Regions from separate parts of the Homo sapiens genome. Here all the other regions are linked to region 1. Evidence: chromatin contacts called from ENCODE Hi-C data. All regions are on one chromosome and are shown on one strand. Each heading gives the region's core, a stretch centred on a gene start or an enhancer-like site at or near the end of the contact. The rest is flanking DNA. Distances are from core to core; before and after follow the strand shown.

What was found. Hi-C counts contacts between places; a loop is a spot of excess contacts on that map. Pooled maps may share reads with other maps.
Region 2: a map of CD8-positive, alpha-beta T cell shows a loop between it and region 1 (26-fold over the local background). The contact joins the promoter of BANP here to the promoter of HSBP1 in region 1. A Hi-C loop is called at or near these places in 2 of 168 maps with a recorded cell type or tissue (CD4-positive, alpha-beta T cell and CD8-positive, alpha-beta T cell), 1 of 37 single-sample maps with no recorded cell type and 6 of 50 pooled maps.
Region 3: a pooled map shows a loop between it and region 1 (14-fold over the local background). The contact joins the promoter of FBXO31 here to the promoter of HSBP1 in region 1. A Hi-C loop is called at or near these places in 2 of 37 single-sample maps with no recorded cell type and 9 of 50 pooled maps.

The regions. Positions count from the first base shown.
Region 1 is chr16:83,806,301-83,809,539 of GRCh38, reverse strand. HSBP1 (heat shock factor binding protein 1) reads right to left here and starts at 1,562. Exons shown (of 4, transcript NM_001537.4): 1 at 1,419-1,562; 2 at 794-860; 3 at 115-235. The coding sequence starts at 1,463. The coding sequence ends at 117. RefSeq lists silencers at 1,126-1,415, 1,433-1,609 and an enhancer at 1,267-1,768.
Region 2 is chr16:87,949,797-87,953,035 of GRCh38, reverse strand. BANP (BTG3 associated nuclear protein) reads right to left here and starts at 1,602. Exons shown (of 14, transcript NM_001386991.1): 1 at 1,521-1,602. RefSeq lists silencers at 1,107-1,206, 1,227-1,286, 1,317-1,436, 1,447-1,746 and enhancers at 1,035-1,677, 1,937-2,246.
Region 3 is chr16:87,382,174-87,385,412 of GRCh38, reverse strand. FBXO31 (F-box protein 31) reads left to right here and starts at 1,637. Exons shown (of 9, transcript NM_024735.5): 1 at 1,637-2,008. The coding sequence starts at 1,669. TRM-CAT6-1 (tRNA-Met (anticodon CAT) 6-1) reads left to right here and starts at 1,319; the gene lies at 1,319-1,391. LOC124903747 (a long non-coding RNA gene) reads right to left here and starts at 1,480. Exons shown (of 2, transcript XR_007065168.1): 1 at 1,217-1,480. RefSeq lists enhancers at 529-1,180, 1,181-1,834 and silencers at 1,242-1,901, 2,042-2,281.

The DNA.
Region 1 (3,239 bases), core at 313-2,812:
CCGAGATCGTGCCATTGCACTCCAGCCTGGGCAACAAGAGCAAAACTCCGTGTCAAAAAAAAAAAAAAAAAAAAAAAGAAAAGAAAAGAAAAAAAAAATTGCCCCCTTCCTCACCTTCAACTCTTTTGCGTGGCAGGTATCTTGTTTTCACTTTCCAGTTCTTCCACCCCAGCCTGTGTCATGAGGTCCGCGATATTCTTTTCCAGATCATCAATGCGACTACTCATATCATCAAGTGCTGAAGTTAAAGACAACGCGTGCCAACATCTCATTGAGCCTTTTTCCTCCCGTCCCTGCAGACTACAGCCTTAAACACAACGACTTTAGGGAAACTGGTCTTCCAATTTTCTTTCGACACTGTTACACGCTGGTGGGTAAGAGTACAGGACTGTGGGGCATGGCTACCCCGCATCGGATTCCAGCCCTGACCCTTACTAGTGATGGAACCCCTAAACCTCAATTTATTCATTTGCTAAAGATGATAACACTACAACCCACTCATAAGGTCATGCTGAGCATCAAAAGACACACACAAAAGCGCTTAGTTCACAGTGCATGGTCCACCACACCAGCTATTAGGATTGGTAGACGTATGCTCCTTGAGCCAGGAGTCTAACTCAGCTTTGCCCCTAGCTCTCGGCGCAGTCCTTCTCAGAAACACAGTACAATCCAAGCTCAAATTCTACAAGTGAATGGCTGAAGCTAGCCTGAAAACTACTCATTTATCCCCACCACTGCCCGGCAAATAGGCTCCAAAGGCCCACAGGAGGCCGACTGCAGATAAAAAGGATATTTCTCCCAATGATCTGGTCAGACATGGTCTGAAATTTATCTTGCATCTGCTGCAGGAGTGTCTGCACCTAAGAAAAACCGAAACAAACAAACACGGTCCACATCGATCCTGAGACAACTTCCTGGGATCAGGACGCAAGCCCTGGTCCCGGGGTTCCAGCCCCATTTCTGCCTCTGGACAGCTGTGCGGCCTTCAGCAAGATCTTCCTTCTCTGGGCTTCCGTTTTCCAACCTGTCCAATTAGACTGCTGGGCTGGGGAGGCCGCTGCGACTCAAAGCTCAGGGTCTTTAGGTTGTTTCTGCCGGGCTGGGGCACCCGGGGGTGTGTGAGGAGTTGAAGGGCGGGGAGGGTGTCAGAGGTAGGCGGGAGGGACCCGGAGGGCGTTCGCGACAGATGAATGGGGCTACTGGAAGGGGTCGGGCTTGGGGGCGCCCGCGGGGAGACTGGCCCGCACCGAGCGCCCCGGGGGTCAAGGTGGCCGGGAGCCTCGGCCAGAGACGCTTCCAGAAACGGGGCCTCGGCAGACGCCACGCGCGGCCGCGGTGGGCGCGCCTCTGTCCAGCAGGGCTTGGCCCGGCGCCGCCCGGGAAGGCCGCGGCCTCCGGCCCTCACAGCCGTCCCTTACCACCGAGGTGAGGTCCTGCACGGTCTTGGGGTCAGTCTCGGCCATCTCCCCGATGCCCAGCTTGGCGGTGATGTCTCAGACCGTAACCTACACTTCCGTTTGTCCGCTCAGTCGCCCCGGGCCGCTGCTTCTCGCGACGAGACTGGCAGCTCGCGGGACCGCGGGGCATTATGGGAGTAGTAGTTTCTCCCGCACCGGAAGGGCCTCGAGGCCGCGCGCTTCCGTTCCAAGGAGCGGCCCCACCCCACTCTCCCCGCCTTCTTTCGCATAGCCCCTCCCCTCCCTCTATGCCCCGCCCCTCACGCAGCGCGCCGTCAGTGGGGTGGAAAGTGAGACCAACTCAGAAATGGAGCAATAGAGGCAGGGAGTGGTCTTGGCCTCTCTTCCAGGCTGTAGTCAGTCGAAAGACGGCTCTGGGGTTTCTTTGGCCTGTCGGGACGAACTTACAGAACTTTTGCCCTTCAACAAGCCCCACTGTACCCTTGTAACTGCCCCCAAGCCAAGGAACATGACCCACCCCTACCCGCCCCGGGAGCCCCATGGCTCCTGTCCTGTTCTGTCATCTCCACCCTATGAAGGTGGCCAGCGTCTGGAGTTTAGCCCAGTAGGTTCATTGTGCCCGTCAGGTTCATATGAGGGGATTCAGACAGGAAGCTGTCCATCATGCCTGGCTTCTTTCACTCCACGCAATGCCTGCTGTTGAGTGGGGAAGGCTTCCGGCATCAGGGTTAGACTGTGGGTTTGGGTGTTGAAGGAGGTGGGCACTGCTGATTTGGAACCTCAAGTTCCAACCCCACAGGTGGTCTTTAGGATTGGGTCTCATGGCAAGGGGATAGGAGAGTCCTTGACTGCGGGCCTGGCATGTTCTGGAAACTTTCACACATCTCATTTAAGGACTGTGCTATGTGAGGGGTCAGCTCCAGTTTGACTTTAGCTAGGGAGAGGCTGTAAGGTGTTAGAGCTGTTACGGGAAAGGGTCCTGATCCAGACCCCAAGAGAGGGGGTTCTTGGATCTCATGCAAGAAAGAATTCAGGGCGAGTCTGTAAAGTGAAAGCAAGTTTAAGAAAATGAAGGAATAAAAGAATGGTTACTCCATAGACAGAGCCCTGAGGGCTGCTGGTTGCTCATTTTTATAGTTATTTCTTGATTATATGCTAAACCAGGGGTGGGTGATTCATGCCTCCCCTTTTTAGACTATATAGCGTAACTTCTTGACGTTGCCATGGCATTTGTAAACTGTCATAGCGGTAATGGGAGTGTAGCAATGAAGACAAGCAGGGTTCACTCTTATTGCCATCTTGGTTTTGGTGGGTTTTGGCCGGCTTCTTTACCGCAAGCTGTTTTATCAGCAAGGTCTTTATGACCTGTACCTTGTGCTGACCTCCTATCCCATCCTGTGACTTAGAATCCTTTAACTGTCTGGGAATGCAGCCCAGTAGTTCTCAGCCTCAGTTTACCCAGCTCCTATTCGAGATGGAGTTGCTCTTGTTCAAACGCCTCTGCCAGACCCACCAGTGTCTCTAACAAACCCGGAATCCAGTTGGCCTTGAGGCATGAGACTTCAACTCCCTTTACCACCCCTTCCCCCTCACTCACACCTTTGCCCCTCACCCTTCACACCTCATCCTTTCCTATAGAGAGATCTTCCTTTCTGTGTAAGTATACACAACTTTTTTGTAATTGGCTGTTGTCAACTGGTATTTGGCTAGTGCTTTACCCGACTACTTGAAATAAAAATATCTCAGTGTTTTAAGTTAATCCTCAGAAGACCCTGTGATATAATTATCATAATTTTACATTTTTGAGAAAACAGATGCAGA
Region 2 (3,239 bases), core at 353-2,852, 4.1 Mb before region 1:
ACGCAGCGTGGAATCACAAATGGAAGCTCTTTTTTAAAAAGATTAAAGCCCCAGGCTGGACAACAAGGCGAAACCCCCTCTCTACGAAAAATACAAAAATTAGCCGGGGTGGTGGCGTCTGTGGTCCGAGCTACTCAGGAGGCTGCGGTGGGAGGATCACTTGAGCCAGGGAGGCCGAGGCTGCAGTGAGCCAAGATCACGATACTGCATTCCAGTCTCGGGGACCGAGTGAAACCCTATCTCCAAAAAAATAAAAATATTAACGCCAATGATGACAGAATCCAACATCGCAAGAATATATTCTTATTTTAATCGCCAGACACGGGAAGTGGACCCACATACAGAATTTTACCGCGTTTTGGTGTTTTCTTCTAGCACTGGATATCTGCGAGCTGCGTGTTAAATGACCAGATCCAGTTTTTATTTGACGTTTCCTGAGCTTACTCAGAACCACTCACTACTCCAAGTTATTTTTCTGTCCCCTAAGAACTTCCAGCTAAAAGTGAACCCTACAACTGCCTCCTCTTATCAATTATTTACTGTAGTGCGAGTTCCAGCATCGCCATCAGGCCCTGGAGTACATTCCTGGGCAGAACAGGCAACTCCAAACAGGGCAATTACCTGTTCCACATCAACAACTGTGTGACCCGGGCCCTCCCCGGTCAGGGTGCAAGCTCGCTACCCTTCAAAGCCCACACTCGCTCCACTTGCTCACAGTTCTTCAGGGATGATGTATTTCTCCAATAGCAAGACAACCCCTACCATCTCATCAGTGAAAAACATCAGTCCTCTATCAAGGCAATCTCTCCAATTTGCTCACACAGTGTGGATGGAATGTCATCTACTTTCTGCATCCTAGGGGGGAAAAAGAAAACGGCCACCTTCCTTAAGGACTAGATCACAGAAATCGCACAAACGTGCTGGGGAGGGGGCACCCCGAGGTCCTCGTTCATCGGGGCCCCTCGGGGGACGGGCTGGGGTCGTCGCCGAGGTCTGCGGTCCCCGAGAGCGCCCCTTGCGTGTGCAAGTCCTGGGCTATGGGGCTCCGGTCCACAGCCACGGAGGAGGCACAAAAACGATGCCTGTCGCTCCCGCCTGGCTGGCAGGAGCGACCCCCTTGGGAGACTTCGGGCCCCAGAGGAGCCCGGGCGCGGTTCTAGGCCTTTCCAGTCTCCCCGCCGTGGCTCCGGGTCCTTCCCGCGGGGCGAGGCCCGGGACAGAGGTCGGGAGCGCGAGGCCCCCGGGCCGGGCTGCGGCAGCCGCGGCTCAACGGACGCCGGGCGCGGTGGGGCCGGGGGTGCGGAAGCGAGGAAGCGGGAGCCCCTCTTCCGGGGCGCGGCCGGGGACGGGGAGCGGGGCCCGGGGGGCGATCGCCCGGCCCGGGCGGTTGGCGGCGGCGGGGCTGCGGCGCGGGCGGCCCGGCGGGCGGGAGGAGGAGGGAGGAGGGAGATCTCGCTCTCGCTCTCGCCCCGCGGGAAGGGGGAGGCGGAGGCGCGACCGGCTGCGGGAGCTGCAATTACCGTGTGGGCTGCGGAATTCTCGTGGTGTTTGTCGGGGAGATGCGATAATGGCGTCCGTCCTCGCGAGAGAAGCCGCCGCTCTGCGCAGGCGCCGCGAGCCCCTCCCCGCGACGCTCGGCCCCCGCCCTCCGCGCAGGCTCACTGGGCGCGCGGGCCCGGGGGCGGGGCACCCCTGTGGCAGTGAGGCCAGCTGCGCGCGCTTTTCCCGCTCGGCCTCCTGGTGAGCATGCGCAGGCGGCCTTCTTCCGCGACGGTACCGGCTTCCCAGGGCTTTTTTCCCCCCGTTTTTCGCCCACGCCCATGGCCTGCGTGAGAACAATCACCTCAGTGGACGGTCTGAGGAATTTGCATCTTCTTTGAGACGGAATGAATACGCATTAGCTCCCTCAACTACTACACCTCCCAGGGTGCCCTGCGCAAGCTGGGAGCCATGCATTCGGGGACTCGTAGTCCCTGCGTCTGGGCCATGCCTGCCGGGACTTGTAGTCTCTCCGGACTCCGGTGGCCCGTCCTGTCCCCGCACCAAGGGTTGCTGGGACTTGTAGTTACGATGTCTCAGGTGGGCTGTGCGCCCCCAGCGGGTCCTACCTGCTGCTGCGGCGGGTCCTGCCCTGAGGTTCCGGAGCGCTTGGTGGCGTTTTCCCTGACATAAGTGGTCAGGGGTCCCCAGTGTCTATCCAGAGGGGCCTGAGTGCACGCGCGCGGGACTTAGCACACGCGGCAGTGATTATGGTCTTAGATAAGTCCTATAGGTAACACATAATATAAATAAGTGATGGCGGCCGGGCACGGTGGATCACGCCTGTAATCTCAGCCCTGTGGGAGGCCAAGGCGGGCGGAACACCTGAGGTAAAGGGTTCGCGACCAGCCTGGCCAACATGGCGAAACCCTGTCTCTACTAAAAATACAAAATTATGCCGGGCGTGGTGGCGGGCGCCTTGTAATCCCAACTACTCGGGAGGCTGAGGCAGGAGAATCGCTTGAGCCCGCGAGTCAGAGGTTGCAGTGAGCCGAGATCGCGCCACTGCACTCCAGCCTGGCGACAGAGCGAGACTCTGTCTCAAAAAAAAAAAAAGTGATGACGTGAATGTGCACACGTAGAATAAATGTGCAAATGTGCGTTTGTGGGTAATCACAGGAAAAAATTCCCAAACCATAGCGCAGTTCCCAGAAATGTCATTCCTGGTTATCTCCCTCTGCTAATCTAGGATTACCTTGCCTTTCATTTTCTTCTTTATACTCGCCTCTGTTTCCTCAATTATTTGCAATGAGCAAGAATGCCTTTGAGCTCCCAAACACAGGGCGAGGCAGCTATTTTCACTGGGAAAAAGAAAATGCTGGCCGGGCGCGGCGGCTCACGCCTGTAATCCCAGCACTTTGGGAGGCCGAGGCGGGTGGATCACGAGGTCAGGAGATCGAGACCATCCTGGCTAACACGGTGAAACCCCGTCTCTACTAAAAATACAAAAAATTAGCCCGGCGCGGTGGCAGGCGCCTGTAGTCCCAGCTACTCGGGAGGCTGAGGCGGGAGAATGGCGTGAACCCGGGAGGCGGAGCTTGCAGTGAGCCGAGATGGCGCCACTGGACTCCAGCCTGGGCAGCAGAACGAGACTCCGTCTCAAGAAAAAAAAAAAAAAAAAGAAAGAAAGAAAAACAAAATGCTTTACCTTGAATTTCCTGCCCAACTCCCTTTTGCCAATAATAAAAACAGGATTCAGC
Region 3 (3,239 bases), core at 388-2,887, 3.6 Mb before region 1:
GATCTTGGCTCACTGCAAGCTCTGCCTCCCGGGTTCACACCATTCTCCTGCCTCAGCCTCCCGAGTAGCTGGGACTACAGGCACCTGCCACCACACCTGGCTAATTTTTTGTATTTTTAGTAGAGACGGGGTTTCACCGTGTTAGCCAGGATGGTCTCAATCTCCTGACCTCATGATCTGCCCGCCTCGGCCTCCCAAAGTGCTGGGATTACAGGCGTGAGCCACCGCGCCCGGCCTAATTTTTTAAATTATTTGTAGAGATGGGGGCGTCTCACTATGTGGGTAGGCTGGTCTCCGACTCCTGGGCTTAACCGATCTACCCGCCTCGGCCTCCCAAAGTGCTAGAATTACAGGCGTGAGCCACTGCGCCTGGCCTGTGTGGTTTGTTTGTTTGTTTGTTTGAAGAGACAGGGTTTCACCATGTTGGTCAGGCGGGTCTCAAACTCCTGACCTCAGGTGATGCACCCTTCTCCGCCTCCCAAAGTGCTGGGATTACAGACGTGAGCCACCGCGCCCAGCCATTTGTGGCTATTTTTGTTTTTTGTTTGTTTTGGAGACAGGGTCACGCTGTGTTGCCCAGGCTGAAGTGCAGTGGCACCATCACGGGTCACTACAGCCTCGGCCTCCTGGGATCAAGCGATCCTCCCGTCTCAGCTTCTCTTTCTAAAATTTTGTTTTGTAGACAGGGTCTCGCTGTATTGCCCAGGCCGGTCTCGAGCTCCTGGCCTCGATTGATACTCCCGCCTGGGCCTCCAAGAGATGGGGTCCGAGGCGAGCCCACGGCGACGTGCGCGGCTGCTCAGGTGAGAGGACGCCTTCGCGGTCACCACCCGCGGACCTGGGAGACGACCCCGCTCAGCGGCCTCGGCGGAGCCCAGCTGGAGCAGGCGTGCGCGGCTCCCAGCAGCTGCAGGAACAGGCGCCCTTTGGGCGGCGCCGCATGGCAGGGCCTCCCTTTCCAGACCGGGCGCGCATCCCCGGATCTCTTGGGCCGCGCCGGCCGCCGCCCCTCCAAGCCCTCCCCGGGGCTTCCGCAGGGAGCTCGGGATCCCCGAAGGTCCCTGCAGAGCTCCGCAGCTCGGGCCTTTTGGTTACCATAAGGCGGAGACGATGGAACGCGCGTTGTTTCAATGGACAAAAGGGCTTCTAGGCGCCCTTTGGGGTTCTGGCTGCTGCCTCTGTATTTGGAGGCTGTAAGGCGCATCTTTCTACTCACCGGCCGGCGCGGCACAGTTTCGGGCGCCGGAAGCGGGACGCACGGGCGCGAGGGGCGACCCCTATCTCCACAAAAGCCGCGGCGCGAAGTGGTCGCCGAGCAGCCTCGTTAGCGCAGTAGGCAGCGCGTCAGTCTCATAATCTGAAGGTCGTGAGTTCGAGCCTCACACGGGGCAGTCTAACGTTTTGCACTCGGCATCACCACTTTCTTTTCTCATGCCCGTCACGGGCGGCGCCCTCACGCTGGAGGGGAGGGCAGCAGTGCGGGGTCTCTGAGGTCGCCGCCCCGCGGGGAGGGGGTGGCGCGGCCGGGGCGGAGCTCTACGTAGGGGCGGGGCTAGGCTCTCCAGGGGGCGTGGCGAGCTCTGCGGCGGGGGCGTGGCTCGGCGCTGGCGGGGCGGGGCCGCGCTGGAGCGTGCGCACAGGCGGCAGCAGTGGCCGTCACTGGGCGGCATGGCGGTGTGTGCTCGCCTTTGCGGCGTGGGCCCGTCGCGCGGATGTCGGCGCCGCCAGCAGCGCCGGGGCCCGGCCGAGACGGCGGCGGCCGACAGCGAGCCGGACACAGACCCCGAGGAGGAGCGCATCGAGGCTAGCGCCGGGGTCGGGGGCGGCTTGTGCGCGGGCCCCTCGCCGCCGCCCCCGCGCTGCTCGCTGCTGGAGCTGCCGCCCGAGCTGCTGGTGGAGATCTTCGCGTCGCTGCCGGGCACGGACCTACCCAGCTTGGCCCAGGTCTGCACGAAGTTCCGGCGCATCCTCCACACCGACACCATCTGGAGGAGGCGTTGCCGTGAGGGTGAGCGCGCGGGGGTGGCGGGGCCGGGAGGGGCGGGGGGTCCCTGCCAGGTGGAGGCCTCGGAGCTGGGAGTGGCGGGGGCGGTGGCCCCGGCCGGGGGCCACCAGTTGGGCGCGGGGCCCGGCGATGTGGTGTTTTGGGTGTGGGTGGGGAGCGGCCGCGGTGACACCACGTTGAGGGGGCCAGGGAGGTATTTGAGGCGGTTAGGGAGGGTCCGAGGGGTCCAAGAGAGGCAGACGGGGTAGGGAGGGGTTGAGGGCGTCAGGGAGGCATCGAAGAGGCCCTGACGCGGGGCACGGGACACCACGGGGCCGAGGCCGTGCCGGGAGCTGGGGCTGGGATCCCTCGAGGTCTGCGCGGGGCCTAAGCTGACGCCTGGGGGCCGCCTCCTCTGCCCCTGTCTTGAAGGCGAGCCGAGGGTGCCCCGCTGGCCCTGACCAGAGACGAGGTGAACTTGAAGAAATGGGAGCAGGCCGGGCGCGGTTTCACGCCTGTAATCTCAGCACTTAGGGAGGCCGAGGCGGGCGGGTCACCTGAGGTCAGGAGTTCGAGACCAGCCTGGTGAAGATGGTAAAACCCCGTCTCTACTTACAAAAATACAAAAATTAGCCGGGCGTGGTAGCGGGCGCCTGTAATCCCAGCTACTCGGGAGGGTGAGGCAGAAGAATGGCTTGAACCCGGGAGGCGGAGGTTGCACTGAGCCAACATCTGGGCCATTGCACTCCACCCTAGGCGACAGAGTGCGACTTGGTCTCAAACAACAGCAACAAAAAAAATTACGGGAGTAGGGGAAGCCCAGTGTCGGGGGCTCCTGATGGTGGGGGCGTAGAGAGACGGATGGATCACAGCGGTGCGGGCTGGACTTTTGCCTTCAGCAATATTGGATGTAACAGATCACAGGAGGAGATGTTTATTTAATCTGGAGTTCAAGGCTCTCTCTGTTTAAAGGTTGACAGCTCTTTGATGTTCAAGCAGCTCATATTTAGGTAAAAAGGACAGGTTAGAAAACATCCAAGCGATGCAGAACAGCAAAAGGAACAAAGTAAATACCATCAGAGACCCCAGCAGTCAAAAATAAACCACTCTTAACATTTTAAAAAACCTCTGAGTCGTGTGTACCTTCTTCCCTAAAGGATATAATGCAATATATATTCTCTTAGAGACAGTGTAGTGTAAACAATGCTACATAGTATTTCACTCCCTGCATGTAGCACAGACTCGTCCCTCACTG